2 separate regions of the Mus musculus genome follow, and region 1 is linked to region 2. Evidence: chromatin loops called from intact Hi-C (ENCODE). Cell type or tissue: left cerebral cortex. All regions are shown on one strand. Links, peaks and the distances in the headings refer to the core of each region. The heading gives the core; the rest is flanking DNA. Region 1 overlaps Ilrun (inflammation and lipid regulator with UBA-like and NBR1-like domains). Region 2 holds the start of Ilrun (inflammation and lipid regulator with UBA-like and NBR1-like domains).

Region 1 (15,924 bases), core at 5,356-13,355, 55 kb before region 2:
TAGTATGTCTCTCTCTAGCTGCTCAGTGGTGTGTGTGTCTCTGTGTGTGTGTGTGCATGTGTGTAATCAACAGAGGAGGAGAACTGGGAGGGAGTCGAGGAGGGAGGAGGGAGAGTGAGAAAGGGAAGGGCAGAGGAAGGGAGGGAGGGAGTCAACTCTCCACCAGGTGCTGCAAAAGCATCAACATGCTCTATAGTCTGAGATCTAGAGACAAGTGATGCTCCATCCCATAATGGGGGTTAACTTGTCCTAGGGAGCCAAGAAGTTGATGTTTAGGGTGACAGGATGCCACAGGCGCAGCCCTTGGAGGCTCTCATGCGCCAGCAGTCAGAACACAGCAGCTGAAGGCAAGCTGCCCTGAATCAGCACTTCCCAGCAGCAGAACTCACCAGAACGACCTGTAGGGGAACTTAGAGTCTCTCCATACATAACAAGATGCTCAGATGTCTGAGCAGGAAGAAAACCACAGAGCAAGCTGGGTTTGTTTTCAGATGAAGGACCCACCCTGCCCCGCCCCCACCATGACTGCTGCATCCCCAGGCCTGTGGCTTGTCTGTGAATGCTTACATAAGAGTGTATGTGACTTCCAAACAGCTGACCTCTCCTATTCCCCAATTAACAGTCATGATGAGATGCATGCCCTGGGCAGGGGCAGGGACACGGATGTGTGCTCTCAGAATGACGCCTGATGTTGGACCCTCAGACCTACCAGTGTGTCTTACTGGCTTAGCTTGTGGTTATCTTTGATTCTCTTATAACTGAGGTTCTAGGTCTTCTGGAAAGACAAAGCCTATGTAATTCTCTTTCAAATCAAGAGCAGCATAGCTAAAGAGCTGATGTCTAACTGTGCAAAGGTGATCCAGGGACAATATAACTGCTGTCACTTCAAGAAAAGGAGGGAGGAGCGAGCCATCTGTTTGGAAACCACCTCGTGACCTAGAGGTCCTACATGCAGAATCTTGTGTGTCATAAGGAGACCATAGGACACAGGCAACATGGTGCCTGCTGTAGAAGAGAGACTGCTGAAGGTTCCAAAATCAGCATGTTGGGCGTCCTGTGTGGCACAACTGAGGCATGGGAAAGTCAGCAGGCAGGACACACACACGGCCCATCCACATTTCAGACTCTGCCACAGTCCTACAAACCAGTGGACAGTCGAGTGACGGCTTTGAGTGACGGCTTTGCATGCACCTGCCATGGATGTGGAGATGGTCGCTCTGAACCTCAATCTAGCCAGACTGACCAGGGAGCCCTAAGGTCCAGGTGTCTCCACCTCCCCTGCACTGGACTCGGGGACAGAGCACTGCACCCTGCTCAGCTCCTCGAGCTCCTGCGGCACCCACTTTACCCACTGAACTGCCTCCCTAGCACTGACTCTCACTCCCTATCTTCTGTAGCAGTGTGCTGTGGTAAGGGAAGCAGATGGAGGGATGTAGCCCCAGACGGTACCAGAGAGCTCCGAATTCAATTCTGACCCACACAGAAGTCAACTCATCAGCATGGTAGAGAGCCACCCTCCTTTATCAGTCCCATTAGCCATGCCAACCATGATGTGAGGACACCAATCCAGTAAAGAACTGTCCTAGCACCTCTGCCAGAGGAGGAGGAGCACCTCAGGCCTGCAGAGGCTGTCAAGCTTACAGTCAGTCCAGCAGCCAGTGTGCAGGCAGTGAGGCCCTCCAGCAGGGCCTACATGAACACAAGCTCCACATGCAGTCAACAGATGTCTGCTGTTTGCCCCTGAGAGATCACGCTGCTTTGAGCCAGGCGAACAGTCAGGGCAGCTGGGTCAGGTCCTGAATGGTCTGAAGTGCAATATTAACTACAGCAAGCCACAAGCGGACTGCCTTTCTAAAATATTTTGTTATGTATGAATGGAAGTTCACATAAACCCATCCTTATTTTCCTCAAGAACAATTTAAGATCTAGCCCTTGTATGCTGAAGATGTGGGCGGGGCTCGGTGGTAACATGCCCAGCAGGTGCTGCCCAGGGTCAAGCCTTATTACTTGTGGAGAAAAGACCTGGACTTCTTATACAGTCTGCAAAGCAAACCCAACACCAACAACTGCCTGAACCGGTCCTCACGATGCTAACCCTGTGCAGCAGCGAGAGGCATGGCTAGTCTATGAGCTTCTGCGAGGGGGGGCCTGTTAATACACGAGTCCTAAACTGCGGTGCCAGCATAAGCCTCCCCAAAGAGGGGTGCACACTGACTGTCTGAATATGAAACACTTCTGTTGGAGGTGTTTGGGATTGTTCCCCCAGCTTTTGGAATATCTGCACATAATAAGCTGACTGAGGGATGGGACCCAAGACTAAACAGTTTATTAGTATCTCGTATATAGCGTACCATTTTTATATGAAACAGAGGTTCTTAGTATAGTTTTCCACTTGACGAATCCTATTGGTATTTAAAATTTTCATATTTTGTATTTCTAGATGTAAAATGTTTGAACTTAAACTAACAGTCATCAAAGAAGCAAACACCCACATTAACTTCATTGCAACATAGTCAAACGAGCAAGCAAATCACTGAGAACTAGCTTTGCCTCAGTCACATCTCCTTTCTCTCCTAAGTCCCCGTTTGACAGCCAGCTGCTTCTGCGCACGGACCATTCCACCAATCCTTCCATACTGTGCTAAAAATGAAGGAAGGGACTTGCTCTGCTGGGGACTGAGTTCTTATCTATTATCTTGGGGGAAGGTGCCAAAAAGAAGCTGAAATTTCTTCAAAAAGGACATTTCCCAGAGACCATTTGGGTTAATCTTTTCCCCTCTATTTGAAAACTTGCTTAGACAAACCACAACATGGAAACTTTCGTATACCTGTCTTTATTTCACTTTTGTGACTTGGTTTAAATAAATAAAAAGGTTCACACAGGCTAATAAAGAGGACGGTTTGCTACATGCAGGGAACCGCTCCCCCCCCCCCCCCAGGCCTGCTCATCCTCTTCCTAGCTTTGCTTGCCCAATGCAAACATAGATAAGTACAAGGTTTTGCAGGAAGTGCTGTCTTGACACTGGACTGCACGTATCAAGTGCTGCAGCCCTGCTGGAGGGACTGGCCATCTAGGGCTGGAGACCGACCAACGTGATGGGATCCAAGGCTCTCACTAACAGGAAATGGACAAATCAGCAAAATCAAACTAGTCAAACTCATCCCCCACCTGCTGGGTGACGGTGTGCCAGGCGTTGCCACTTTCCTGGGAAAATACTCTAAAGTTCAAAGACATATTTATTTCTGTGCTGCCAGAGGTGAGTGTGGGCACCTATTTCAGGCCTGAGGACCTATCAGGGTAGACGGGAGTCATAGCCTTCCGATTCTGTCAAACTACTTAAAGGTTCTGAGTGCCTTGTAAACCATTCTATTCCAATCTCTGTGGCAGTTCCCCAGATGGTCTAAACTACTCCTGTCTGTGCACTGTCCCAGCCTATCCATCCTGTCAGCCACTCGCTTCTGTCCACCCTCCTCAGCATCCACACACCTAACTTCTCTCCCCTCCCCATCCCAGGTACCCATACGCAGCAAGCGTTGCCAGCCTTCAACCTTTCCCTGACCCAACTAAGAAACCTGCCTCGAGGAGCCAATCCAACCGAAGCTTCGAAAGTATCTGAGGGCCAGAGAGTAGGTTCAGTTGCTAGAGGGCTTATGTAGCCTATACAAAGCAGTCTTCCGCTAGAACAGTATGCTAGAACCTAGATGAGATGCTGTGGACAGGGTTCTCTCTGGCCTCTCCTAGGGCAAGGAGATCTCTAAAAAAGAAGGAAATCAGCCAGGCATGGTGGCATATGCCTTCAATCCCAGCACTCGGGAGGCAGAGGCGTAAGCAGGAAGGCTTCTGCTTGTGCCAGGCCAACCACAGCTATGCAGTTAAGACCCTGTCTCAAACCCCTCCCATCATCCATCCAAAGAAGCTGACGGAAGCACAAACAGCTTCTACCCCAGTGTTCAGGAGGCGGAAATACAAGAATTGGGCTAATGTGGGCTCCCTGCAACAACAGAGACTGAAAACTGTTCAATGGGCCCCGCACTGTAGACAAGTCACCCCAACTTTCACATGAGCTGTGGCATGCACAACCACATTCACACCCACAAAAGCAATGTTAAAATTTAAAAATTTTTAAAAAATCTCAAAAGGAAGAGGGACTGGAGAGGTGGCTCAGCAGTTTGGATGCCGGATGCTTTCCCAGGGCCAGAACTCAGCTCCCGGCTGCCTCTGACTAACACTTACACTCCAGAGGCCCTGAGGCCCTGTGAGGGCACTGATGGGCACTCCCCACACACACACATACACACAGAGTTAAAAATTATATTAACATTTTAAAAATTGATTGTAGCACAATACATTTTTTTTTTGAAAGCAAAGAGAAAAGCTGGAAAAATCCAATTTTTCCACATTCTATTTCTCTTGTCTGGCTTATGTCCCTGTCATGGTGAGGCACACTGGTGACACTTTAAAGACAGGGATCAGCAGAGGCTGTGCAGAGGAGACGCATGACTGACCACACACCATGAAGCTGCCTCTGTACAGAGCAGACAGTTGTGACTGGTCCTTAGGAACCCACTACCAGCAAAAATCCCCAGTCCCTCAGGGCTCTGCAGGGAGGGAAGCTATTCTTTCACTCTGGGATAAGCATGGGTTCTCACACGCTGAACATCTCTGTTGGAGTCGCCAGAGAAGCCTGGGTACTACTGAGTGGTGAAATGCTGTCCACAGACCCTACCTTAGAACCCCAGCAGAAATCAATGCAGAGGGGAGAGGAAAAGGGAGAGATAGTTGTGACATGACCAGTGTGACAAGCTGGCAATCCTGAGAACACAGCTGTCTTGTGCTACAAGCCTGACCAGTGTCAGCAATCTGAAACAATGCCCAGAGCCCCAAAACAAACACAGAGGAGCTTGATGGCTTTGAAACTGCTGAGGTACAAAGGAGAGTTCCTGGACATACTTCTCAGCTTCAGTCAATCAGCAATGCTACCTAACAAAAGACATTTTCTAGGTCCACACTGTTTGCTTAAATTATTTTGAAGTGCACATACAGTCCATGCCAATGCAAACACCTAGTTCTTCTGGGCCTTCAGGAGATGCAGTCATCGCACTGCATCAAACCCAGAGTCCCCTGCCTGACAAACGTTTTCTGTACAGAATGTGCCAGGCTGCCGGGTGGGCGGGGCTCATGCTCCTCCCTCTTGCTTCTTCCTCCTTGGTCATGGGTTCTCAACTGCTACAGGTGAGTGAGGAGTCTCCCTCCACACCTGACACAAATGTACATACAGACCGTGTGCACAGGACAACCAATACCATTCATCAAAATGTGCTAGAAACACCCGACTCTAACTGGGTTCTGGCCACGGCCTACTATTAAGTGCCGTGGAAAGGTGGCAGGCACTGGTGACTACTGTATTATTCTCTGCAACTATGGAAGTCCTAGAGCAGGGATGGGATGGGGGGTGCTGAGAAGGACTGAAGTTTGATTCCAAGCCCGCCCATGGTGGCTCACAGACATCTCTAACCCAGGGCCTTGGCTGTCTCCCTTGGATTTTGGGTTGCTAGTGGTTGTCACCCAAACTCTTGTCCTGCCTCAGCTTCTAGGCCTGTGTGGCTTTAGATGGGTTTCTCTTGTAGGTGACAGGGTCTGTCTGCGTGGCCTCCCTGGCCTGGAACGTGCTGCATATCTCAGGCTGTCTGCCTGCTTCTGCCTCCTCAGAATTGGAGGTGTGAGCTACATAACAAGCCTTTGTCTTTCTTCTTAAAGGTTTTTCTTTGTGGGTGGGGGTGGGAAAAGGGTTAACTCTGCAGAGTTGGCTAGACGAGGCTGGCCTCCAGTTCAGAGATCCATCTACCTCTGCTGAGACTAAAGATCTGCAACCACGATGCCTGGCCGCCGCACATCCTTTTTTCTTTCCGTCCTTCCTTTTGGTTTGCTTGCTTGCTTGGCTGACTGGTTTGTAATTTCTATGTATGAGTTTTTGCCTGAGTTGGAGTCTATGCAAACTGCAGCAATGATGCTCTAGGTGTGTTTGAGAGCACAGCTTAGGCTCTGGACTTTCTTACACACACCAACAGCTTCGAGTCAGCCATCATCTAGAGAATGACAACCGCGATACAAGGTTAGACGCCATTCGTGTGACGCAACACTCAGACGTACAACTCTGATCCTATCCTATCCTTCTCTCTTAACCTTCCTATCTAGTGTGAGGCTGCTCTTCCCTCTATGGAACGCACGGCTCCTGACCCCACCCTTCTAACCTCTCTGTCTTTTCTCCTCACACCCCACATCCGTTGTGCGCTCTTGCTGAGGAGGCCTCTCTGCTTCCACTGCTCTCTGTTCTATGCAGGGCAGAGTGACCATGGCGTCCTTCACGACATCCCTAAAGCTTTGCCACCTGATTTCTGCCCTGACTTCACACTGTACTCAGCCTCGCCTCCCCTGCAGCACCCCCACCTTGTTCTCACTCCTTGAACCCACCAGGCACATCTCTACCTCGGGGCTTGAACTGGCTGTCTCTGAGCCTAGCATCCTACACAGCCTCTGTAGAACAGAGCCTGCCAAAATTAGCAGGCCGGCCGCTGAGACTGTCCCCACTCTATAGAGCATGCTCAGGAAAAAGTAGAGCCAGAGACTGCACCCTCTGCAGGACAATCAGGGAATGGAGGACAGCTGCTTCAGTGACTACAGAGACTGCACCCTCTGCAGGACAATTGGGGGACGGAAGACAGCTGCTTCTGTGACTTCAGGGACTATACAAGCTTTTGTCACAGTAGCAATTTCAATGCCAACAAAATCTGAACCCAGGAGATCAGAGACGTTCTTCAGGAATCTCCTCCCTCCCTGACGACGGAGAGAAAGCTTACCAGGCCAAGGTGTTTACTGGGGCAGGAGTAGCACCTGCCTGGCTCCTCCTCTAAAATGCTGAGGAGCCTGAACAGGGCAGTCATAAATCCCTAGAACTACTTGGTTACTAAGACTACCCAGGAGAGCTGCAGAGGGGCCCTTTCATGAAATCATTAGCCAGCTAGTGACACTAACTGTCTCTGGTAAACTGTCACACGCTGGGCCTACTTCAACTGGCCCTCCCCTGACTGCTCCTTATTACTATGCTAACCTTCCTTTTTGATATAGGGTCTCTCTCCCTATCTCTGGCTGTCCTTGAACCTTTACTCACACTCACACACACTCACACTCTCTCTATATATGTGTGTGTGTGTGTGTGTGTGTGTGTGTGTATAAAATCAGGTTGGTCTCGAACTCACAGAGATCTTCTTGCTTCTGCCTCCAGAGAGCTGGGATTAAAAGTGTACATCGCTATTCCAGGCTAGTACGTTAAATCTGTGGCTGCTTCAAAGCAGATAAGAAGATTTGAGTCGTGGCCGCTGTACCCACAGAGTAAAAGACCGGCTCAGCCCCAACAGTGCAGACAGCATGAGCACATTGTGGGTCACACCGACCCTTCCAGTGCTTCGTCCGAGATTAATGCTTGTATGCTTTAGCTAGCCCCAGGGTACACCAAAAGGCTCATCAGGTAAGACTGCTTACTGCCAACTGCAGGTTCATTTATGGGGCCCAAATGATTAAGATAGAACCAACTTTGCAGGGCTGACCTCTGACCTTCAGACAAGCACTATGGTGCATAAGTGCACATATACACATGTGCATGTTTGTATTTTCAAAAATGCTGGGCAGAGGCGCATGAGCGTGCGCGCACGTGGATGCACACACACGCACACACTCCCTCTCTCTGGTACACACACATTTGTATTCCTAAAAATACAGGGTAGAGGTGGGATTGTGGGCACGAAAGGCAGACGGCACTTGGCTGTGGCTATGGCAAAGTGGAAGGAGGAACGAGCAGAAGGCTGCAGAGACAATCACATGTTCTCCTTCTGAACCAGGGCTTGGCAGAAATACTAAGAGGCTCCGGCTGTGATCCAGTTTAAGGTGGAAGCACACAACAAACAGCAGCCTGCTTCTTCCCAGAGCTGAGACAAAATGGCCGTACTTGCCCTGGGGTTTAGCTTGCCTGGTGTATGTAAAAGGCTCTTTGCTGCAGACAGGAAGGACAGACAGCACCTGCTGCCCCACAGCCTCACACTTATTCCCACCTGTCCTGAATCACTTGGTCTTACTGTTCTGGAAGGTCTCAGAAAGCACACAGAGATGCGGGTCACGAGACCACCTTTTTGACTTCAGTAGGTCTACTCTTTCCACACACCTGTCTGTACAGCTCCCATTAGCCAGACTCCATCTCCAGAGACCTCGCATGGAGATGGGCTTCCAAGAGCATCTTGTTCTTCTCTGGCCTACCAGCCTAGGTGATTCCAATCTCTTGCCAACTGCTGATGCCCACAGCTGCCCATCCGACACAGCCCCCCTCAGGCCCCCCACCACTGAGGACAGCAGCAGGTGAAGCACATGCCCTCCGCACTCTGCAGTCCCTTCTATCATAAACGGCACTTGGCTTGTTTGCCCTCAGAGTTCAAATGTGAAGAGGACACTCTCAACCCTCAGCAAGTGGAATGCTGTCTAAGGAGACACCACAGGCAGCTCCATACCACAGCGTCTCAGCACACCTCAATGCTGCCTCCCTCCGGCCCTGATGGCACCCAGTCACCTCAGTCCTTGCTGGTCCACAACACAGTTCATTCAGCCAATGAGAGGGCCTAGGGAAGCAAGCACAGCAACCCAGAGGGGGCAGAGACCTCTCAGCCATAGGGCACCCACACCTGCAGTGTGCTACCTGTTTCCTGCTGTGACACTCAGCAAGGCACGCAGCCCCTCAGAACGTTTGTTTCCTCATCTACAGGCAAAGTATGCCTGAGCATTTAGGAACAATTCAAAAGTAGCTCTCCTCACTGGGCCAAGGACACTATTCACAACTTTAAGCATGTCTACTTCAAGAACCAACTACCCCTGTGTTCTCAAGCTAAATACAGCTGTTTAGGATCACCTATGCTTTCCTGATTGACTGACTGTACGTGTGCCTGAGTATAATGTACATGTGTGCAGGTGTCCTAGGAGGCAGAGTAGGATGCTGGATCCCTTGGAATTACAGGTGGCTGTGAGCTGCCTGATGTGGGTCCTCTGTTAAGAACAGCAAATGGTTTTTAACCACTGAACTATCTGTCATCCTCCTTACCTATACCTTTAATGTCTCTTTAAAAAATAACATAGTGCATACATGGAGGTCAGAGAACAACGTGACAGTTGGTTCTATTGTTTCACCACGTGGGTCAGGCTCAGCAACAAGTACCTTAACCACTGAGCCACCCACACACATGCCTTTCAGGCTCACTATTAGACAAATCTCTACTTGTAGCCATTGCAGTTTCATATACACATATGCATATATCTATACATATTCAATTTATTTGTTTTTGCATGTATGGGTATTTTGCATGTGCATGCAGTGCTGGTAGAGGCCACAAGGTGGAGTCAGATCTTCTGGAACTGAAGTAAGGATGGTTGTGAGCTGCCATATAGGTGCTGAGAACTGAACCTGGTTCTCTGGAAGAACAGCCAGTGCTCTGGACGCTGAGCCCTTCTTTAATCCCTCTATACCAATATTTGTCTTTTTGCTTGTTTGTTTTTTCGAGACAGAATGGTCTCTCTGTGGAGCCCTGACTGTCCTGCCTCAGCCTCCTGAGTGCTGGGGTTAAAGGCATGTGGCAGTACTCGGAGGTAGTTCCAGTACCGCCAAAGCCATCTGTGACTGTGTCGTCCACTCCTCTTCAGAGAAGCACACGGGAAGCGGCCGACACGACCCATCACTCACAGCTCCCTGCATCACTGTCACTCTCCCCATATGGCTGTCTCAGCCACTTCTAAGCTCAGGTGACCTCTGCGAACCCCTTTCCTTACCCCTGTTCTGTTCCACTCCTCCTGCCAACACTTGCTTTCCTGCTGTAAATGACACAACTGAAGTTCTGACTCAAACTTGACTCTGAACTGCTCTGCGAGCAGCTAATCTTCCTGCTGCATGGTCAGTGTGGGCAGGGATCGGCACTCTAATCCTCGGGCTGATTGGACAGTGAACTGCTCTACTTACAGCAATGTGGTCATTACTCACTGACCACTGCCTGTGCCATTCCAAAGGAGGAAGTCAACACATCTCGATGGACACAGAAAACATAGCCAGATGTTTCATACTTTTTTCTGAGTAAGATTTTGCTTGGTTTAAAAACAACAACAACGCTTGTCCCAATGTCTCTTTAAGATAAAGTTTCACGGGTTTGGTGAGATGGCTTGGCGGGTAAGAGCACTGACTGCTCTTCCAAAAGGTCCTGAGTTCAAATCCCAGCAACCACATGGTGGCTCACACCCATCCGTAATGAGATCTGACGCCCTCTTCTGGTGCATCTGAAGACAGCTACAGTGTACTTATGTATAATAATAAATAAAAATCTTAAAAAAAAAAGATGAAGTTTCACATTATTAATCCAGTCTGCCCAAGCCTTCCTGGATATCATCTGGAATGTGTATAGTGCGGGGACGGCACAGCACATACGCGCAAGTGAGGACAACCTGCACTTTCCTGGTGTTTGAGTCTTGGCTTTCTCAGCACCTCCACTCTCTGATCGCCTCACTGGCTCAGAAGCTGATTTTATTTGCATTTAAGATGAGTTAAAAGTGTATGTGTGGAGCAGGTGTGGTGGCGCTCCCAGCACTGGAGTGAGAGGCAGAGTCAGTTCTTCAGGACAGCCACCGCTATACAGAAAAGCCCTGCTTCGAAAAAACAACGAATGAATGAATGGATGAATGAATGAATGAATGAATGAACGAACAAGCAAGCAATTAATCAACCAAATTTATGTGTATGGATGTTTGCTCTGCATGCCTGGCACCTGTGGAGGTCAGAAGGCGGTGGAGCCCCTGAACTGTAGTTACAGTTGATTGTGAGCTGCCATGTGGGCGCTCTCCAGCACTGAAAAGTTACTTTTAAATGGGGGTGGGGTGGGCAGTGAGAGTATAAGCTAGTCAGTTAAGCACGTGAAGTAAGTGGCCTTCCTCCCACTCACTGTCTAGCACTAGCAGCAGGGCTGAGCAGGGCCTTAGGCTGGCAGGAGGCTCAGCCCTTTGCCTCTGTTGTAAACATGTAAATAACCATTGCAACTGGTTAGAAACCTCAATCCCTGAAGAAGAAGATGGTCCACAGCTAGAACTGACATCAGCTCCTTAGCCAGAACTCCCTGAGACGGCTGTCATGCTCAGTACAAGGCCCAGCTGAGTAAAGCAGCGCCCTGTTCTGCAAACAATCGAGTATGTGAGCTGCTTCTGCCAACTTTCCCCTTCCACTGACCTTAGCTGCGTTGACTTTCTACTGAATGGGGCTTTGCTTGGTCAAGGCTGGATGTTCTACTTGCTATATGGGCAACAAAGAGAGCTTTCAAGACAATACTCTGGGTTTAGGATGTAGCTTGGTTGGGAGGGTGTGTGCCTAGTTTGCATGAGGCCATGCTCCATCTTCAACACAGTGGAGAATGAGGTGTGGGGCTTGTCTGTAGTTAGCGTCTATGGACACAGGAAAACAAGTTCAAGGCCACCCTCCTCAGCTACACAGCACATGTGCGGCCAATCTCGGCTATGAGACCTTGTCTAAGAGAGAAAACTTGTGTGAATATGAAGATGTGGAGTCCTGGCCAGCTGTGCTGAAATCAAGCCTGTAAGCCCAGTACCTGAGAGGCACAGAACGGAGGATCCTACCTCAAAACCAGAGATAGTGGAGCCTTTCCTTAACGCAGGCCAAGTCACTGCCTGGCCCACCTGACACAATGACCACCTCAGCACACAGAAATCATTGTGAATCCTCTCAAGTGAATAAAGCTAGCTCCTATGACTGTCCACAAAACACAGTGAGTAGACTACCCTGACCTCCAGCACACAGCTCAGTCTACCTTCCAAGGCTGAGAGTTAGCCTGAAGCACAGGTGGACCTGAGACAGTTCTGTACATGGGAGGAGTGTGCACACAGAGCTGAGTTGTCACAGCAACCCTAGCTGTGGGCTCAGGCCCAACCAGTAACCGGGAGCCATCTTTACCTGAACAGTGAGTGGGAACCACTGAGCTGGCTAGCACAGAAACTGGCAATTCACACACACAGCGCAGCCTCTCAAGAGCCAGAATGCTGAATGTCAGTCAGTTCCTCATTTATCTCCTACATGTGCAAAGTCAAAATTTCACTCTGAGCCACTCCAAGGTGCGGGGGAGGAAGCCATGAGGGAAAGCAAACTGAACTCAACACTGTGACAGAGTACAGTCACGGACAACAATCTTAGGATAGAATAACGGAGCTGGACACTTTACTCAGGATAAACCCGCCCAGAGCGAGAAGGCACAGCAGGAGCCCGCTGCATAGCGCGCTGAGATGACGAAGCTCAGCATACTCCTGCCCCGGAGGCACTGATAATGATATTTTGACAGTTTTAAAAATACTAACGGTAAATAGCCTCAGATTTCAACACCCGAGTCAGAACAGAGACAGAAATGAATTACACATGGGGATGAAGCAGCAGCCACAGGGCACTCACACGGGGAAGAAAGACGGCTGACTCATGGTGACTACGGGCAGGAGTGCTGAGCAGTTAAGGAGCCACAGCTGCTCTGGGCAGTGGTGGTCTAGCATTGTAGGTTTGCCACGAAGAAGTGTCAGGAATCCCAGGGCCCACCACCTGCCCCTCCTCCGAGGGCACCTACCTTACTGTAAGTCACTACTGATAAGTTGTTTGCGGGACTGCTGGGGGACAGATTTACAGAGCTCTGTGACAGTCTATCCTGATCTTGCTCGCTTTGCTCAGGAACAGGAGCCCATGTATTTTTGCTGATCGAGTCGAACTCGGAACCCCCAGGGTCTGTTAGGTTGTTTTCATCTGATTGTCGGTTCTTTTGGGGAGAGGCAAACGGGTTGAAGTTTCCTTCTACCTTGCGATGTGGCTGTGTGTTGAATTCCGTTTCAAAAGATGACAGCTGCTGCGTTACTCCTAAAAGTCCACCCACCTCCACACTGAGAATCACCCAGATGACATCTGAAACAAAAAGGCAGCTGAGTCAATGCCAGGCCCACCCTTGGCCCAGGCCGTCACCACCAAAAACCCAAACACTACCTATACCTGAGAGGCCGAGCTCCGCAGGCAGTGCTCTGAGTGCCCAGCACACGCTTCTCTGCCTTCAGTAATGCCAAGGGCAAGCTCTGGCCCATGTCTGTGGTGGGACCCCCAAGGCTGCAGGGAGGGCTTCCTTCCCAGCTGACGGTCATATCTGCAAGTCACTCCCAGCGAGCACGCGGAACCGGAGCGCTCCAGTTCACAACGAGCTGCTCTCTGTGCATGTGCTTAACCCTGATCATTCTGGTAAGGCAGTGTTCTTGAAGCTAAAAATGCTGACTTTAGAATTACAACATAGTTAGCCTTGTCCCACTTGGGAGGTAATTTAAAATGACCACCTACTGTTCACAAAGAGAAGCGCAGCAAAAGGCATTATAAATAATAAGGATGCACGCGGAACGCAAGCTAAGCAAACATAAGGAGTACCATGCTTTACTGTAGGTACACTGGGGGCAGAAGAGTCAGGCTTCCTAAGCTAACCTGGGCTTCATGAGCTCTGTCCTTATGTGTCAGAGGGAGACCTGACTACACAGTCCCATTAAGTGTGTGTATATATATATATATTTTAAGATTTACTTATTTTGATTTTGTGTGTTTGATGAGTGTTTGCCTTTGTGTCTGTGCACCATAGGCGTGCAGTGCCCCTAGAGGCCAGAAGAGGGTGTTGGATTCCCTGGAACAAGGGCTGTAGACCTCTGTGAGATGTGGGTTCTGTGGGACTGGCTGGGCACATGGTGGACGTCTTTAGTCACAGGCCAGCCAGAACTGCACAGTGAAACCATATCCCTAAACAGATCAATACCTGGTGATAACCTCATCTCTGATATCTTTGTTGTCAAAGGTAGGGCACAAACAGAAAGTAAAGGAACTGTGTCCTTTGATGCAGGGTATGGACGATGACCCATGCCAAGGCTCAGCAATGCAGACTCTAGAGGAGGAGTGAGGACCGTCCTCAGTGTTGCCCTGCGGCCATGAGGACAGTAGCCTCAGTGCAGCACCTCCATACACACTCAGTGCTCTGGGAGCTGTCCTGAGAACTGGCCAGTCTAGGAGCTGTGCAGCAAAGCAAGCAGAGCTGCAGCGACACCTGCTGTTCATGCCTGGAACTAGCGATTCTTTTCCTCTGAGAAAAAGAAGCGACAGTCATCAAAGCAAGACTGTGGCTCACAGTATTCCAGGCACACATTCCAGACACACAAATACAGTGTCAGTTGCTTCTAATTCTGTGTCTGCTAAAGATCTCTGGGAGTTTGAGGCCAGTTTGGTCTACACAATGAGTTCCAGGACAGCCAGGGCTATACAGAGAGACCCCATCTCAAAACATCAAAACAACAAATTACGTCCTCACACCAGCTACTTCCATATGAGATGTGGGTCTCATTATGTGTCCCTGCCTGGGCTCAAACTCACAGCAATTCTTCTCCCTTAGTGTCCCAGAGAGGCGGAGCACTGGGTTAAGACACCATGGATGGCATGCCACTTTATCAGTGACCAGACTTGGACCCCACACCAGCTAATCTAGGGAAACAGTGATGTGGTCCTCAGGAACAAGCTATTGGCAGGCCCTGGGGAGTCGCTGCCTTTGCTAGCTGTCTGGCTGAAGTGAACATGTCTGCATAGGTGTAAGGCTGTGGGAGCAAGCATGGAGCCTGAGAGCGATGCCTGGTACCTTCCCTTTGTAACTCTCATCTCTGGAGTCAGTGTCTCTCCCTGAACCTGGAGCTCACTCACCGACTGGCTAGACTGGCCGGACAGCACACTTCAGGACTCTTCTGCCTCCACCCACCAGTGCTAGAATTAGAGGCATAAGCTGGCTTTTTACCTGGACCTTGTGTGTCCCATCTTACAATTCAGTTATATTCCTACTTCTTGTTTTCTACCTGACTGGCTTAAAGTTTATTCTCCGTATGGCTAGACGTGCAGTGCAGTCAGCTCGAGGGAACCAAGGCCGTCTGCAGAGACCACCAGCAGTTCTGACCACTGTGCCTCATACCCGTGCCACCTCTGCCTTCCCTACTAGCTGAGCCTGCCAAGCATCTGTCAAAGAGTGTCCCATGAGATGCCTGATAGAAAGAGTCCGACGCCCACCGTGGACAGTACAACGTGTTTGTGGAACAATCTCACTGTCTGGGGACAGCATCTGAACCTCTCAATTCAAAGTGAATTTGTCCTGCACAGACAAACGTGAATGAACTACTTTAAAACAACAGAAAGGCAACAATGCTACAATAAGCTGACCATTCGTATGTCTTGCTTGGTAGTCTTGACCACTGAGCTAAGCATTAATGGTTAGAGACTTAGCTCAGCAGGCTCAGTGTTTGCCTAGCATGCATGAGTTAATTCCCAGTATTATAAACACTAATTAAAATAGGATAAAAGTGGTATTCTTTTTTTTAAAAAAGAACTACAAACCAGAGACTGTATTGATAACACATAAAACAAAATATCAGATCACCGAAATAAAGTACTATATTGAAATGATGTCACTTCTGGGAGCACCTGGGTGTGTCGGTGAGGGACAGCAGACTGACTCGTGAGGCTGAATGGGACCCTCTAGTGCAGAGCATACAGCTCTTTCAACTCACTCACTTCATCTCTAAGATGCTGAAACCTGAGTACCAGGAAAACTACAGCTAGTTAAATCAGCCCCACTTCAGGCCTTCAGAGCCTTACCTACCAACATATGACACCAATAACCAGAATAAACCAACAGGATGTACTGGAAAAATAGCCAAGAAGGTAAACTTAGGAGGCAAAGAAACCCAGCCAGAACTCATTAACTAATGGGAAACGTGGCTTGCAAATGTCTGGTTTGGAGGGCATTT
Region 2 (15,924 bases), core at 4,776-12,775:
GTGTCCTAAGAATGGTGCTAAATGTGCCAATCCCAGAAAAGAAACAAGCCTGCGATTTCCTAGGTCAGAAAGGAAGGGCAAAGCTCACTCTAAGGAAAAGTCACTGGGGCCACTGGGAAGGTGAAGCTATGTGGAAATGAATAAAGTATTTGAGGCAGAGGCAATGAAGCAGCCTCCACCAATGAAGTCAGCTCCAAGAGAACCGGCGAGGATCCACCAGCCACGAGCCCACCACCAGACATAGGCTTCTTACAACTTCACAGCAAACACATAAACCAACTGAAAAGGGCAGAACTGGAAGACAGAGTTCCCCAAAGAAAATGAACAAATGGTCAACAAACACATAAAAGATACAGTAAGAGTAACTAGGAAAACAAGAATCCAGTTCATGAGGAAGGACCTGACAAGCCGACAGCAGGCCACGGTGCTTGCTGCACCAGCCTACTGACCCCCATTCCATCCACAAAGCTGTCCTGACTTCTACTCACTGTGGCTCCCGTACCCACCATGCACACACAATAATACATTTGAAAATCTGCTTATTGGTGTTGTTCTCATTGACTGGGATGGCTGTTTGTTTGACCTGGTGCCACCGTGAGGAAGAGGAAACTACCATAGGCTCTCTCTCACTCATCCCTTACAGAAATGTAGTCATCAGTCCCTGGGAAGTGTTCACAGCTCTCAAACACTGTCACGGGTCACAGCCTAGCAGCAGCACTGGCAACGTCCTATACTGTAGGGGAACAGGGTCTCAAGCGCCAGAACAGGACAGACAGCGATGGGGAGAAAGGAAGAAAGCAGCCAGACACAAAAGGTCAAATACTTTATCATTCTATATATAGCCTAGTTCCATCTGAGGTAACACAACTGAGGGCAGGTGCCAGTGATGGTCGGGGAGGGGCCAGCCAGGAGGAAGGGGAGCAATTTCATAAAGCTTGCGGCTGCCCCTGGAATAATTGCTGGGAAGCACTGTGAGCCCCGTGGGGTGACTGCACCAGACTGCTGCTGGTTCACCTGTAATCTCAGCAAGCTGAGAGGCAGAGGCAGGAGAAGCCAGAAAGCTTCCTGCCAGTAAATTCCAGAGCAGCCTGGTCAAGTTCAAGGCCAGCCAGGGTTACACAGCAGAATCCTGTCTCAAAACAAGACAGTCAATTTTACAGCAGTCCTAACAATACCACCTGGCCAATACTCTATACCAAAAACAACTCCACACTTGTCATCCATGATCTCATCATGCCTGTCTAAAACAAAACTCTCCCAGCAACCCCACAAGGCCTGCACATCCTGAACTGTGTCCTGAGACTTTATCTCCGTTATCTCAGGGGAGGCTGGGAGTCTTCCTGGGTGTCACGCAACTCTTCTCTGATGGCTTCAGGTACTGAATTTCCTGATCAAATCGTGACAGGAGCGACACTTCCTACTTTGGTTTACATGATCGCTAGCATCTGCCCCCAAAAATGTTTCAATCCTGCCCTGTGGAGCTGGAGAGATGGTTCAAGTTCAGTTTCCAGCACCCACACTGGGTGACCTTTAACTCTAGATCCAGGACTCCAACGCCCCTCCCTATCCTCCTTCTCTGGGCACCTGCACCCATCTGTATACACTGACATGCTGATGCACAAGTGTGCAGCACAAGTGTGCACATAATTTAAAATAAAAAATAAAAATACTTCAAACAAAACCACTCCCTGGTAGTTATTAGTCTTTGCTGTTGCATACATTGTAGATAAACTCTGGGGTGAGGGTGGATGGGAAATGGTAAAGAAACCAGCCTTGTGGGCTGGAGAGATGGCTCAGTGGTTAAGAGCATTGACTGCTCTTCGGAAGGTCCTGAGTTCAATTCCCAGCAACCACATGGTGGCTCACAACCATCCTTTGTAATGAGATATGACACCCTTTTCTGGGGCATCTGAAGACAGCTACACTGTATTTACATATAATAAATAAATCTTTGGACTGGAGCAGGCAGGGCCGGAAAAAGAAGAAAAAGTGTCTAAAGACTGCTACAGTGTACTTACATATAATAAATAAATAAATCTTTAATAAATTTAATTTTAATTTTAATTTAATAAATAAATCTTTACAAAAAACAAAGGACCCAGCCCTAGAGCAGTGTGTTAGTGGCTGTAGTGTGCACCTTTAACCCCAGCCCTTGGGAGGCAGAGGCAGGCGGATTCTTGAGTTCGAGGCCAACCTGGTCTATGGAGTGAGTTCCAGGATAGCCAGGACAACACAGAGAAACCCTGTCTCAAAAAAAAAAAAAAAAAAAAATGTTACTGTCTAGCTGGGCATGGTGGTGCACACCTTTAATCCTGGCACTTGGGAGGCAGAGGCAGGTGGATTTCCGAGTTCAAGGCCAGCCTGGTCTACAGAGTTCCAAGACACCAGAGCTACACAGAGAAACCTTGTCTCAAAAACCAAAAAAAAAAAAAAAAAAAAAAAAAGAAAGAAAAGAAAAGAAAAGAAAAGAAAAAAAAAATTATCCCCCCAGGGCTGGTAAGATGGCTTAGTGGGTAAATGCGTTTGTGATCAAGTTTGATGACCTGAGTTTGAGCCCTAAGATCTACACTATAGGAGCCAACCCAATCCCCACAATGGAGCAAACATGCCCACTTCCCCCTTCCCACAAAATAAATTGTAAGAAGCAAAGCCATACCTCTGTAATGTAGTTCTTGTCTGTGAGTGGAAATGCAAGCCCTAAGGTAACAACACATGTGAACACTTTCACTAAGACAGCAATGTACTTTTCCTATGTTCCTTTAACTAAAATGACACTCAGGCATAACCAGAGGATCAAGGTCAAGGCAGAGCTGAGCTATTTAGCAAGAACCTATCTTGGGGAGAAAGAAGGAAAGGGAGAGATTTGGAGGCCCTGCCACTCCTCCATATCAGGCAGCTCATAGCCACCTGTAGCTCCAGTCCAGACCTGGATACTCTCTTGTCCTTCGAGAACAGGCTGAGAGCACACTCAAGAACTCATATGAACAATTTTTAAAAAGAAAACCCTAAAATGAACATGTTCTATATAAGCTTCATAAGCTATAAGGTTCTATTACAGCAAGAGTGTAATATTATGTGCTAATTAAAAATAAGTATAGCCGGGCATGGTGGCGCACGCCTTTAATCCCAGCACTCAGGGAGGCAGAGACAGGCGGATTTCTGAGTTCGAGGCCAGCCTGGTCTACAAAGTGAGTGCCAGGACAGCCAGGGCTACACAGAGAAACCCTGTCTCGAAAAACCAAAAAAAAAAAAAAGTATAAATTAAAACCTGGAGCAAGATCTCCCAATTTCTTCAGAAACCATGTTAAGAATAATACCATCAGACATAAGAGACTAACCCTGTGGAGTTCTTTCTAAAGCTAGCGTTTGGCACATTTTTCTTCTCCTTTGGGTGCTGGCGTGTGAACTCAGGGCCTCACACAGGTTAAGCACACAACATCAATGAATGACTCCCTCATGTAGACAAGTGTGGGGTGGGGAGGGGGTGCTGAAGCAGGTCTCGTGCTTCTGAGGATGACCCTGATTCCTAATCCTCCATCTCCAGGGATTTCAAGTGTGGGTCAGCAAGCCTGACTCATACACATGTTAGAAGACTGCTGAAATACCAAGTCTCACCTTTAAGTCAGAGACTAGATCAGAAAGTATTAGCATAGGGCTGTGAGAATGGGGTTAAGCTGGGAGGACACACCAGGGGGACCACATGAAAGGGAACTCACACCACACTGATTTCAGCTGTCTCTATGGTTACACCTTTACTTAACAGGGAGCTTCTGACAACACTAACAGGAGGGCATTACTGTATAAGGTTGTACTGGCTAGTTTTGTGTCAACTTGACACAGCTGGAGTTATCACAGAGAAAGGAGCTTCAGTTGAGGAAATGCCTCCATGAGATCCAACTGTAAGGCATTTTCTCAATTAGTGATCAAGGGGGAAAGGCCCCTTGTGGGTGGGACCATCTCTGGGCTGGTAGTCTTGGGTTCTATAAGAGAGCAGGCTGAGCAAGCCAGGTGAGGCAAGCCAGTAAAGAACATCCCTCCATGGCCTCTGCATCAGCTCCTGCTTCCTGACCTGCTTGAGTTCCAGTCCTGGCTTCCTTGGTGATGAACAGCAGTATGGAAGTGTAAGCCGAATAAACACTTTCCTCCCCAACTTGTTTCTTGGTCATGATGTTTGTGCAGGAATAGAAACCCTGACTAAGACAAAGGTTTTCCTCAGTTTTTTCTCAGAAAACGTATGTTCCAGACAGGGGCTACAGCTCACCTGTAGAGTGTTCTTCTAGTGCCCAGAGCCTCAGTTTGCACAGTAGACACCAGGGGTGCTGCTGTGCACCTATAATCCCAACATCCCATAGAGGCAGGAGGGTCAAAAGTTCAAGGTTATCCTAAATTGAAGAGCAAACTCAAGGCCATCCTGGGATACGTGAAACCATTTTTCAGAGATAAGGAAAACACCTGTTCCACCCATGGTCGTAAGCCAAAACAATAACCCATGAAGATCCCCAGGTCCTCAGAGACAGCTGAGGATGTGTTAACACAGCATGAACCTAAGAATGGCTAACACTATCCCAACTGTTAGTGAGAGAAAAACTACAGCCATATGCACAAATCAATCAATTGCTAACTCTTAAAGTAAGGTCCTCGTGGCTGAGTGTGGTGGTATACACATTTAATCCCAGAAGCAGGGAGATCAGGGCTGCACAGAGGAAACCTGTCTCAAGAAAGGGGGGAAAAAAGATATTTACACTGAGAACTTCACTTGAACACACAAACAAGAGAATGTTTTAGAGAATAGAGAATGAATTGCACACTTAAAATCAGTTAAGATGGTAACTTCATTGAGTGTATCTTATATTTTATCTCTGTTTTGATACTGACAAGGATTCACTTTGCCCAGACTGGCCTATGATTCAGTGATCATCCTGTCCCAGTCTTCCAAATGATGGATGATAGCACACCCATCTCCTACAGATTCTCTTTTAATTTTGTTGACACAGGGTTTCGCTATGTAGCCCGGGTGCTCTGTAACTCCCTGAGTAGTGCATGCTGGCCTGGATTCACAGCAATCTGCCTGCCTCTGCCTCTCCAGTGCTGGGATTAAACATGTGTCTCATCATGCCTGCTTCCTACAAATTCTTTTTTTTTGGTTTTTTGGTTGTTTTTTTTTTGTTTGTTTGTTTTTTTGTTTTTCGAGACAGGGTTTCTCTGTGTAGCCCTGGCTGTCCTGGAACTCACTCTATAGACCAGACTGTCCTCGACCTCAGAAATCTGCCTTCTTCTGCCTCTGCCTCCTGAGTGCTGGGATTAAAGGCGTGGGCCACCACGCCCAGCCCCCTACAAATTCTCTAATTCATAGTCCAGTCCAATGTATGAAAGAAATTCCACTGGCAGGAAATGATGCTAATATACAAATGATTCCATTTACCTGTTTTAGTATTGGGGCTTGAACCTAAAACAACATGGATGCTAGGCAACTAGTCTAACCACTGAGCTACATCCAGTCTTTAGTTTGGCCTTTGGATACTGAATTTATTCATAGTCACTGATGACCTTTAAGAGTAAGTTCTGGCAGTTTAAGTACTAGAAAAAGGCTCTATAAAAAAGAAAGAAGGGGGTGGGGCTGGAGAGATGGCTCAGTGGTTAAGAGCACTGGCTGCTCTTCCAGAGGTCCTCAGTTCAAATCCCAGCAACCACATGGTGGCTCACAACCATCCATAATGAGATCTGACGCCTTCTTCTGGAGTGTCTGAAGACAGCTGCAGTGTAATTACATATAATAATAAATAAATCTTTAAAAAAAAAAGAAAGAAAGAGGGAGGGAGGGAGCAAGGGAGTCTTTAAAAATGATCCTACACGTTTTTGACTCCAGCACTGGGGTGGGGTGGGTAGGAGGATCTCTGAGTTCCAGGCCAGCCAGGGCTACAGAGTGAGATCCAGCCTCAAACGGTAAACCAGAATTCCTTGGGAAGGTAGAGGAAGGCCAGGCCCCTGAGTCCAGCACCTGGATATGGAAGCAGGCGATCAGGTGCTCCAGGCCAGCCTAGACTATGTATGACCCAGTCCCAACAAAAGAAAGAGGAGGTAGATAACATAGAAGACCCTTTGTTTTTTGAAATCAAAATGTCAATTTTCTGATACAGACAACAAAAATACTTTGGGGTTTCATTTTAGAAAACTCAGGATCTTCATTTTAAACTGATGATTTTTTTTAACCATGTTGCAACTTTATTGTTTTGTTGCTTAATGTTTAAGCCCCACTTGTTTCTGCCTTTTGTCTACATCTCAAATCTCCAAGCCTTTGTCACTGTGAAGACTTGTATGACACACAGTTTTTCACTTCCCATCTGTTCAGAGCTAAATGTTAAAGAATGTTGTATAGCATTTATCCAATGAAGTCTTTGATTGATTGGGTTCTAGAGATAGGGTTTCTGTGTGGACCCTGCTGGCCTTGAACTCAGGAGATCCACCTGTCTCTGCCTCCCATGGTCTGTGATTAAAGGCATGCACATCAACCAGGGTTCAGGGTACAGATCTTAAGTACTCAGTTGGTCCATGGGGTTTTTGTGGGGTTCTGCGAACTTATATTTTTTTAATTAAAAAATATGAGTGGGGTGGTAGTGGCACCTTTAATCCCACCACCCAGAGGGCAAGAGGCAGGTGGATCTCTTGTGAGTTCAAGGCCACCCAAAGTTATTTATTAGAGATTCCGTCTCATAAAAAACAACAAACTCACTCAGTCTTTATTTATTATCACTTTGTTTGAGTACAGCATACAGGTCTATGGAGGTCAACTGTTGGTACACAGGTTCTCTTAGCGTTCTGTTTTCCCACACAGGGTTTCTATGTGTAGACCAGGCTGGCCTGGAACCCACAGAGATCCGCCTGCCTCTGCCTCTGCCTCCAGAGTGCTGGGGCTTGCACAACCACATCTGGCTGGGGGAGCCATGTTCTTGTTACTTTTCTCAGCCACATGCCTTGCCTGTTACTCACCTGTCACAAACTCTGAAACCGTCTCAGAAAACACACACCCCTCAAGCATACAAAGCTAATTCTGGTGGGTTTATAGTCAGAAGAGCTGAACCAGGCAACACTGGCAGTACTAAAAACTTAGCTGGGCCTGATGGCTCACACCTGTAATCCCAGCACTCACAAGACTAAGGATCAATGGTCCCGAGTCTCTTCAGTATTTAAATAGTCACATCAGGAGGAACTAGGGAGAAATAGTGTTCTTTCCCTACCAAACCACCAAGCTACCTAGTGTAAATAAGAGGGGAAAAAGAAGCTGGGATGTGGGAGACAGACAGCAGCAACGCTCTACACAAGCTAGAGGCTCCTAGGAACTAGACTAGAGCAATGCCCACTCCTGCATCCATCCACAACCTACCAGTCATAGGCTGTGCTCAGGATTTTTCTTTTTCTTTTTTTTTTTTTTAAACAGGCTCTCAATATACCCTGGCTGGCCTGGAACTTGCTATGTAGACCAGCCTGGCCTCAACTCACTTAGATGTGCCAGCTTCAGTCTCCAGACTGCAAGGACTAAAGGTGTGCCCAAATGAAACCCATCTAGTTGGTGCTCAGAAAAGTAGCTCCATTCCCTGCATCAGATCACCTGGACCCAATATACAAGCCCAGGAGCTGGAGAGACACTCAACAGCATGTCTGAGTTCCATCTCTAGCACCCAGTACTAGCACCCCACAGCCCACATGTACCCGATGCCTCAGGCCTCCAAAAGAACCTGTACACATGCACATACTCACAATTAGGAAATAATAAAAATAAACGAAGACACAAACAGAACTCACAAGTACTTGTTTAACTCTAAAAGGCTGTGCCTCAATGCCTCCCAGTTTACCAGACACTAAAATATCAGCCCCATTCTTGTCATTTTTTTTTTAAGACCAATAGTGAAAACACTTCACCTCTGGTTCTCATCACAGATAAGCATCTTTGGAGTGGGGTGGGGGAGCACTAGGCAGGAGTAGGATAAAAATCTAAGCTTACAACCTCTTTTCAGACATTGCTCGAGGCACTGGGTGGACATGGAAATAATGGGAGTTTGTTCAAGGGATGCCAAGAGAAACAAGATTCCACACGTCAGGGCACTGAACGCTCAACACGGGGCAAAGGGCATGCACCCCCTTGCTTTTTGCTCAAATCCCGATTAGTTGCTTCACCTGAGAGCCTTTCAAAGGCCGTCTAATGGTCTCCAGTCTAATGGTTAAATTCCCGAGTGAACTTAACAATCCCTACTTGGAGACCAAGAGAAAGTATTCTTGCTTATCAAAAACAGCAAGTGCTGCTCTAAGAACCAAGACACACGTCGGTGCCTGGAGACAGCTCCACTTCAGCCTGTACAACCCAACTACAAGCCAGAACCCCTGGCCCCCAACCTATACATTTCTCAGTTTTCTGTCAACTAAGCCCATCCAATCAGTAAGCTCGTCAAAGTTCCCAAGGCCAAGCCTCTGCCCAGCACGCCAGTGTCTTCACAAAGTTCCTGCCTCCAAGATCAGCTTCCCTCCACTTTCTGAAGACTTTTCCCAGTCCTCGTCGCAGGCCTGGCGCTCCGGCGCCTCCATTAGATGTCACTTCTCCCTGGCACAACTCTTCCTTTCTCACCATACTCAGTTGATTATAATTTGTGTTCCCTCCGCCGCAAAAGTCGTTTTCGCCCTTATCTCCTCAAAGAGACACAAGATCTATTCTCAGCTCCGAGACCTCTCCCGCGCCCAGAGTTCGACCTCAGCACCTAACACACTCCCTCGAGTTTCCACACCGTTCTGTCATCCTCAGCTCCTACACTTCGCACCTATTTAAAAGGAAAACACTTCGCAACTCTCGTTTCCTGTGCTTTCTACTCCCAGAACACACGCTTTTCGCCCCAGATCGACTCCCCTGGCTTCCACCTCACCACTTCTCCCCTCTTCCCATGTTCTTCGGGCTCTGACTCCCTGCCACCTCCCGGCCTGGGCCCTGCCCTGCCCGGGAGTACTCCACGAGCGGGCTCCGGTGTTTTTGCCCTCGGGGCCGCGAGGCCGCTGCCAGCAGGATTGGCTCCGCGTGGGGCGGACTCACCAGTTGGTCATGTCCAGGAAGAAGGCGCAGCCGGCCGGGTTGAGCTGGAAGCCGAGTAGCCGCTGGAACTCGGAGATGAGCACGTCCTTGTCTGTGGTGCCCAGGCAGCTGAACTTCTGCATGAGCTCCGGATCCAAGTCCACGTCCATGCCCTCCATGGCGGGGGGCCCGGACGCACAGCTTCCACCGCCCCGACCTGCTTCTCCACGGGCGGCCGCCGCGCCCGGGCCCGAGCCCACGAAGGGCGGCCCGCTGCTGGCCGGCGCCGCGCGCACTGCTCCGAGACAGGCCCCAGGCCTCTCACCGCCTCATGGGCTGCGCGCGCCGCGCCGAGCCGCGCCGCACCGCACCGCTCGCTCCTCTCTCGCTGGCTCTGGGGCTCGCGCTCCCCCCCCTCCCACCCCCCCCAGCGCCCGCCTCCGCCGCCGCCGCTGCTGCCGCCGCGGTTCGCAGCACCGCCGCCTCCGCCTCCTCCCGGGCCGCGCCCAACGCGCACGCGCGGGGCCGCTCGGACCCCGCCCCTTCCTCTCCCGAAAGCCCGCCTTCAGTGACGTCATAACTCGGTGACGTCTCTCGCGTGACCTCACCGCGACAGAGCGGAGGGGGCAGGAAACGGGAAGCCGGAAAGAGCGGATACTGGGCGGGTCTCTGTCCTCGCCTGAGTCCCCACACTGCGTGGGAGGAGTCACGAGTCTGAGAGGTGCTTCGGAGACGAGCGACCCCACCCATGCTCAGGCTGGGAACCCGAAGTCGCCACAGGAACAGAGGCTGGGACTGGGGCAAAGGGCAAAGGGCAGCACAGAGCGGACTCTTGCTGCTCCGCTCTCAGGGGACTTAGTATTCAAACAGACATTTTCCCAAGGTCGCGGCGGTGCACGCTTAGTCTCTGGATTCTGACCTGAGTTTCTCATGACTGCCTATGTTACTATGCAACCTTAGCATTACGTTTCCAGAAAATAAAGGCAGCCTAATGCAAGCACCAGTTACAGGTCAGAGGAACCGATCCTCTGCAAAGAAAGGTCAATACCCTAGAATTTAGCAAATCTTGTTCTGTCTCTAAAATCCACGACCAAAAAAATGACTGTAGACAGTATCCAGTGTATCTACTAATGTGAGGCTCCATTTGAAGCTGAAGGATTAAGAAGCTCAGCTGTGGAGAGACTCATCTGCCCGTTCTGTCACCAAGTATTTTCTCAGTGTCACCTGTTAGATATGACTAGGTACAGGGATGGGGGTGGGTAAGAAACTGGGCAACTGGGGACTTGGCTTAAGCTGTTTCCCCGAAGGTATGAAGACCTGGGTTCCTGAGAGCAGAGATACTTCGCTCTTGCATATAAGGCCTGGCTGACAGCCAAGGGTGGCGGCACTGGGGAGGCAGGCAAATTTCTGTGTGTTTGATGCCAGCCAGAGATACTCTAGACCCTGCCTTTAAAAAATAAACCACCCCAGCACTCAAGAGGCAGAGGCGGGCTTTCTTCCTGGAGTTGCCTTTGATCTCATCCTCCTACCCCTACTTGCTGGGATAACTACTGTCACAACTACTTCTGAAAAGAGACTCAACTGAAGTCAGTGGGCCTGGGAGGAGGCTCAAAATCGCCTGGTGATTGTTATCATATCCAAATTTCAGAGCAGAACCTTGAGCAAATGCAGTTATTGCTGATAGTTTGCTCAACAGTTCAACCTGATTAAAGATTGACAAAATATGTTTACGGATGTGTTTGAATTGTGTCTATCTCATGAACAGCAGCTGTGAGATCATGAGGACCAGAGCTCAGGGTTATCAGTGTGACAGTTTGTGTATTCCTACCGTTGGCAGTGCTTCAGACACTCTCTTCTCCTTAGTCATGGTTTCTTAGGACATAAACTACCAGGTTAGCTTCATATCACATGCCTGTAATCCCCACATGAGGAGGCCGAGGATCAGGATGGAAGGCCACCCTTAACTGCTTAGTGAGGTCAAAGTGAGCCTTGGCTACAAAAAAGCCAAAAGACAGCCTCATATGGTGACACACCTGTGATCTCAGCACTTGGGAGGCAAAGGCTGGAGAATAAGGAATTGAGGCCAGCCTCCACCAGCCCTGGTGACTCGAGACTGTCTCAAACAAAACAAATCATAAGAGCCAGACAGGGTGGCTTCCATCAGTAATCCCAGACAGGGTAGATTCCGTCATCTGTAATCCCAGTACTGGGAATCGATATAGGGGACTGAGGTCGGGGCATTGCTATCTGTTCAAGGCCAATCTGGCTTCAGAATGAGTTTGAAGACAGTTTGAATAGCATAAGACTTTATCTCAATAAAGAAAGCAAAAGCTGAGCAAACTCAAGCTCCAGGATTAGAGAGAGACCCTGCCTCAGAGGAGTGGGAGGTGACATGAGAGAGAACGGCAGTCACCAGGTCTGGCCTCACACCCTGGCTAGATGTGGGCAGGGTTCAAGTGTGAACTGTTGAGGACACTTTTGGGAGCTGGTTTTCTCCTTCCACTGTGGAATCTGAGGCTCAGGCCTCGTACAGCAAATGCTTTTACACTGAGCCATCTCACTAGCCCAGGAAACTAATTTTTAAATGGGAAAGAGAGAAGATGTGAAAGGATAAATTAGGAACTATGAAGCAGGCCTCTTCCTAGGTGGTGAGGTTACAGGGCAGAGACATGTCCGCTTTTGATTTTAAGGTTGGGTCTCGGGCTGGAGAGAGAGATGGCTCAGTATGTAAGAGCACTGCCTTCTCTTCCAGAGGTCCCAGCAACCACATGGTGGCTCGCAACCATCTGCTATGGGATCTGATGTCCTCTTCTGGAGCGTCTGAAAACAGCAACAATGTACTCAAAAAATAAATCTTTAAAAAAAAAAAAAAGGTAGGGTCTCACTGTGTAACCCTGGCTGGCCTGGATCTCTTTGTGTAGACCAAACTGGTCCTAAACTTACTGTGTACCCAGCAGTGACCATCAACTGTTGTCCTCCTGTCTCCATTTACTAAATGCTGGAATTACAGGCATGAATCACACCTGGCTTATTTTTTTTAAGTTTATTTCTCTCATTTTTGAGTTAATATAGCAACAACCCCTGAGTCCTTAACTTTCCAAATTATTCTTCTTGTGGTAAAAATAGTTGGCCCTCTCCAGGAAAGTCCCCAAGGTCAGAGAACCACAGCTGGGCTCTGGAATGCTACGTGTACAACTCCTGCTGTAGGTTGGTTTCAAGAACAGGTTTCCTTGCCACAGGAAAACCCCCAGGGGTTTTTCTTTATACCTTTTGTTGTTGGTGGTGGTTTTTTGTTTTGTTTTTTTTGTTGTTGTTGTTTGTTTGTTTTTCGAGACAGGGTTTCTCTGTGTAGACCTGGCTGTCCTGGAACTCACTTTGTAGACCAGGCTGGCCTCGAACTCAGAAATCAGCCTGCCTCTGCCTCCTGAGTGCTGGGATTAAAGGCGTTCGCCACCCCCACCCGGCAAGATCTTTTGGATCACAAGCAAGTCAACAAAAAGATGACACAGGGTAAGAAAACACACAGCAACCTCAGAGCTGGGAAAAGCCCGTGTTTCTCTGTTCTCTGTTCTTTCTAAATTGGAGAGGTCAAGGTAGGAGATTAGTCAGCGACTCTGCCCTTGCTGGAAGCCAGAAAGAAATCCAAGTCTTGACTTCTGGCACTGTACTTCTGGCCTTAGTAAAGTTCTCAAAGTACTGTCAATCAAAGGAGACCTCTTGGAGGTTCTACTTATTATTACTTAACGTTCCTTTCTTAAAAGTCGCTTTTTCAAATTACTGGTTTACATTTTCCTTTAAAACCTGGTTATGGCCTAGTGTATGAAGGAAGGCACCTGCTGCCAAACCTGGATGAGCTGAGTGCATTCTCTGGATCCAAATGGAAGAACAGGAGATTGACTCCTGACATGTGTGTACACACATACACATGCACAGGCACACGCACGCACATGCACATGAACTCCTAACTAAATGTAAAAATAAAATTTATTTATATATTTGTTTTGAAGCAGAGTTTCACTATACAGCCCAGATTACCATCAAATTCTGATTCTCCTGCCTCAGCTTTTCAAGTGCTGGAATGATAAGTATGCACTACCCCCATACCTAGCCAGCCAAGAGCAAAATATATTCTTTGGAATGATTTAGGATTAGAGTCCAGAAATCTCCAGATTCAAGCAATCTCCGAAATGTGCTCTGAGCTTTTATTGACCAAGCCAGTTCAGTCAGTCAACAGGTTCTCCAGAGAGGGAGGAAGGATTAAAAAGAAAAAAAAAAGACAATTAGACAACATTGTAGCATGAGGCAAATTTAATTTTCCCAATCTGCTTTTTATACCATTTTAATTACATGCAAGTATTAAGGGCCAGTAGTACATTGAGCTTTTTAAATCACAAAGTCTTTGGAAATGGCAGTAATTACAATTGGTTGTGCAGAAGACAGGGACTGTGTAGGACAGGGACTGGGTGTGGTCTAAGTTTCCAGGAGGTTGTTTTTGGTTTGTTTTTGTTGTTTTTTGTTTTGGTTTTGTTTTTTTGCTTTTTGTTTTTTGTTTTTTTTTTTTTTTTGTTGTTTTTGTTTTTTGGTTTTTTTTTTGTTTTTTGAGACAGGGTTTCTCTGTATAGCCCTGGCAGTCCTGGAACTCACTTTGTAGACCAGGCTGGCCTCAAACTCAGAAATCTGCCTGCCTCTGCCTCCTGAGTGCTGGGATCAAAGGCGTGAGCCACCACACCCGGCCTCCAGGAGGTTTGAGGAACAAGTCCATGGTACAGGAGCTATTCAGAGGCTAGTGATGTTTGAAAGTCAGTCTGCACACAGTGTGTGTGTGTGTGTATGTGTGTATACATTATGAGTACAGGTATTTGCAGAGTTCATAAGCAACTATTACAGGCAATTCTTAACTACCTGACATGGGCCCTGGGGACTGCCCTCTGGTCCTCTGCCTGAATAGAGGAAGTTAGAGCTCACAGGATATGGGGCTGCTTCAGATTGCCCACAGCCACTGGCTACTGACTAGGATTTGCTTCATGCAGGGGGTGTGGTTTTGTCAGCTGAAGAGAGTTTTTTTGCGATTGTGTGACATTTGGAATTCTGGAGACTTTTGAGAGCATATATAAATGCTAGGGCCCCAGAAGCAGGGTTGTTGTTGTTGGTGTGTTATGGAATACAATGTGGAGAGGGGGTACCCACGACAAGGTGTGCCCCTGAGTAAGTAAGCCACACCTACTGTGAACGAGGGTTATTAGAGGAGGGGGGAGGAGGGGACAAGGGAAAGAGATGGAGGCAGACAAGTGCACAGCTAGACAGACAAATGGGAGCAGGATGGGAGAAGGAAGTGTACCCACAGAGAACAGGTAAAGGGGACACTGGGGACAAAGAGCGAGCAAGCTGCTGAGAAAAAAGTGGGTTTTATATGCAGCACACATATGTCACACCTGGGGCAGTGGCAGGTCAGGACATAAGCAACTGCTAGGTCCCTGAGAGCAGGCAGGAGGAATTGCCTGTACACTAACGGTGAAAATCAAACTTGCCCCAAGGAACTGTTAGATCGACTTCCCTGATCAGCAGGAAGTAGTCTGATGATAATGCCCGCCCACTTTCAGGGATCTCTCTCCTTTCCCCTCTCTCCTTTCTTCTCTCTTATCTAGTGTTTGGGGTTTGAAATGGTGGATGAAAGAAGAACCCACAAAGTAGCAAAGACACCTATAACCCTGTCTTTTTTGGTTTTTGGTTTTTGACACAGGGTTTCTCTGTGTAGCCCTGGCTGTCCTGGAACTCACTCTGTAGACCAGGCTGGCCTGGAACTCAGAATTCCGCCTGCCTCTGCCCCTCAAGTGCTGGGATTAAAGGCATGCATCACCATTGCCTGGCACTACAACCTTGCCTTAGTAACCTTCTGCTAGGAGACTCTTCTTGTACAAATTGTAGAGAGTCATCATTTCCGAGAATAAGAGGTGGAAGTGGGAGGTTGGGCATGTATCTGCTTGGGGGTGGGCGTGGCACGGGAGGTTGGGCATGTATCTGCTTAGGGGGGTGGGCGTGGTGTGGGAGGTTGGACATGTATCTGCTTGGGGGTGGGCGTGGCACGGGAGGTTGGGCATGTATCTGTTTAGGGGGGTGGGCGTGGCAAGGGAGGTTGGGCATGTATCCGCTTCTGGTTTGTACTTTCCTCCCCTCCCTTCTGCCTTCTCCAGCTTTCAGTCTCGATTCTGCTCTATCATGTGAGTTTGTAGAACTAGCTGGTCTCAACTGTGGGGTGTCACCACCTTGTGTTAGAAAAAGGAGATCTCGGGTCCAGGAAAGCACGCGAATCTCGAATCTCCCTTCAGATTTTTTCCTCTTTATAGGAGAGGAACCTCATAACCATGGTGGGCAGGGCACGGGCGTGGCCTAGAGGAGGGAGAGCATCTGAGAAACAGCATCATTACAGAGATGCTATAAGGTTGTCTTAGGAATCGCTGGCTTCTCTTTAAAACCTGAGGAGGGGCCTTGAGAGATGGCTCATTGGTTACGAGCACTCAGTGCCTTTCCGAAGGTCCTGAGTCCAATGCCCAGCACCCACATGGCAGTTCACTATGGTCTGATGCCATCCCTGGTGTGCAGTGTACATGAAGACAAAACACTGATATACATAAAATATATATAAATAAAGACTGGGGATGAACCCGCTCTGCGGGCTCAACTTTAATCCCGACACTTTGGGAGGCAGAGGCTGAGAGTTCTAAACTAGCCAGGACCACAGGAGACCCCGTCTTCAGACAAACAAAACACGTAGAGGAACCTCACTAAGAGAGAAAGCTTAAAAGAAAGGAGATGGCCACTTGGCGGAAGGGAGGGGTGGGAAGGGGAGGGGTAGGGAAGGGAGGGGAGGGGAA

Evidence for each region. Peaks named below come from ENCODE experiments on the same cell type or tissue, not always from the same donor. Only the 100,000 strongest peaks of a DNase experiment are listed, where the experiment ranks them.
Region 1: a loop joins it to region 2, with 2.7 times the contacts of the local background. A loop is called at or near these places in 2 of 42 quality-filtered maps.

Annotation. Positions count from the first base shown.
Region 1 is chr17:27,755,219-27,771,142 of GRCm38, forward strand. It overlaps Ilrun (inflammation and lipid regulator with UBA-like and NBR1-like domains), which reads right to left. Exons shown (of 5, transcript NM_001033279.3): 4 at 12,693-13,021. Among named protein-coding and RNA genes, the nearest start is that of Spdef, 34 kb to the left of the region's middle. In left cerebral cortex, for the core only: CTCF peaks have their summits at 6,672 (motif pointing left), 9,424 (motif pointing right) and 10,351 (motif pointing left); DNase peaks (open chromatin) are centred at 6,635, 7,881 and 12,135; H3K27ac peaks cover 3,096 bases.
Region 2 is chr17:27,811,104-27,827,027 of GRCm38, forward strand. Ilrun (inflammation and lipid regulator with UBA-like and NBR1-like domains) reads right to left here and starts at 9,439. Exons shown (of 5, transcript NM_001033279.3): 1 at 9,074-9,439. The coding sequence starts at 9,231. In left cerebral cortex, for the core only: a CTCF peak has its summit at 9,773; DNase peaks (open chromatin) are centred at 8,697, 9,153, 9,680, 10,437 and 1 more place; H3K4me3 peaks cover 2,347 bases; H3K27ac peaks cover 1,862 bases.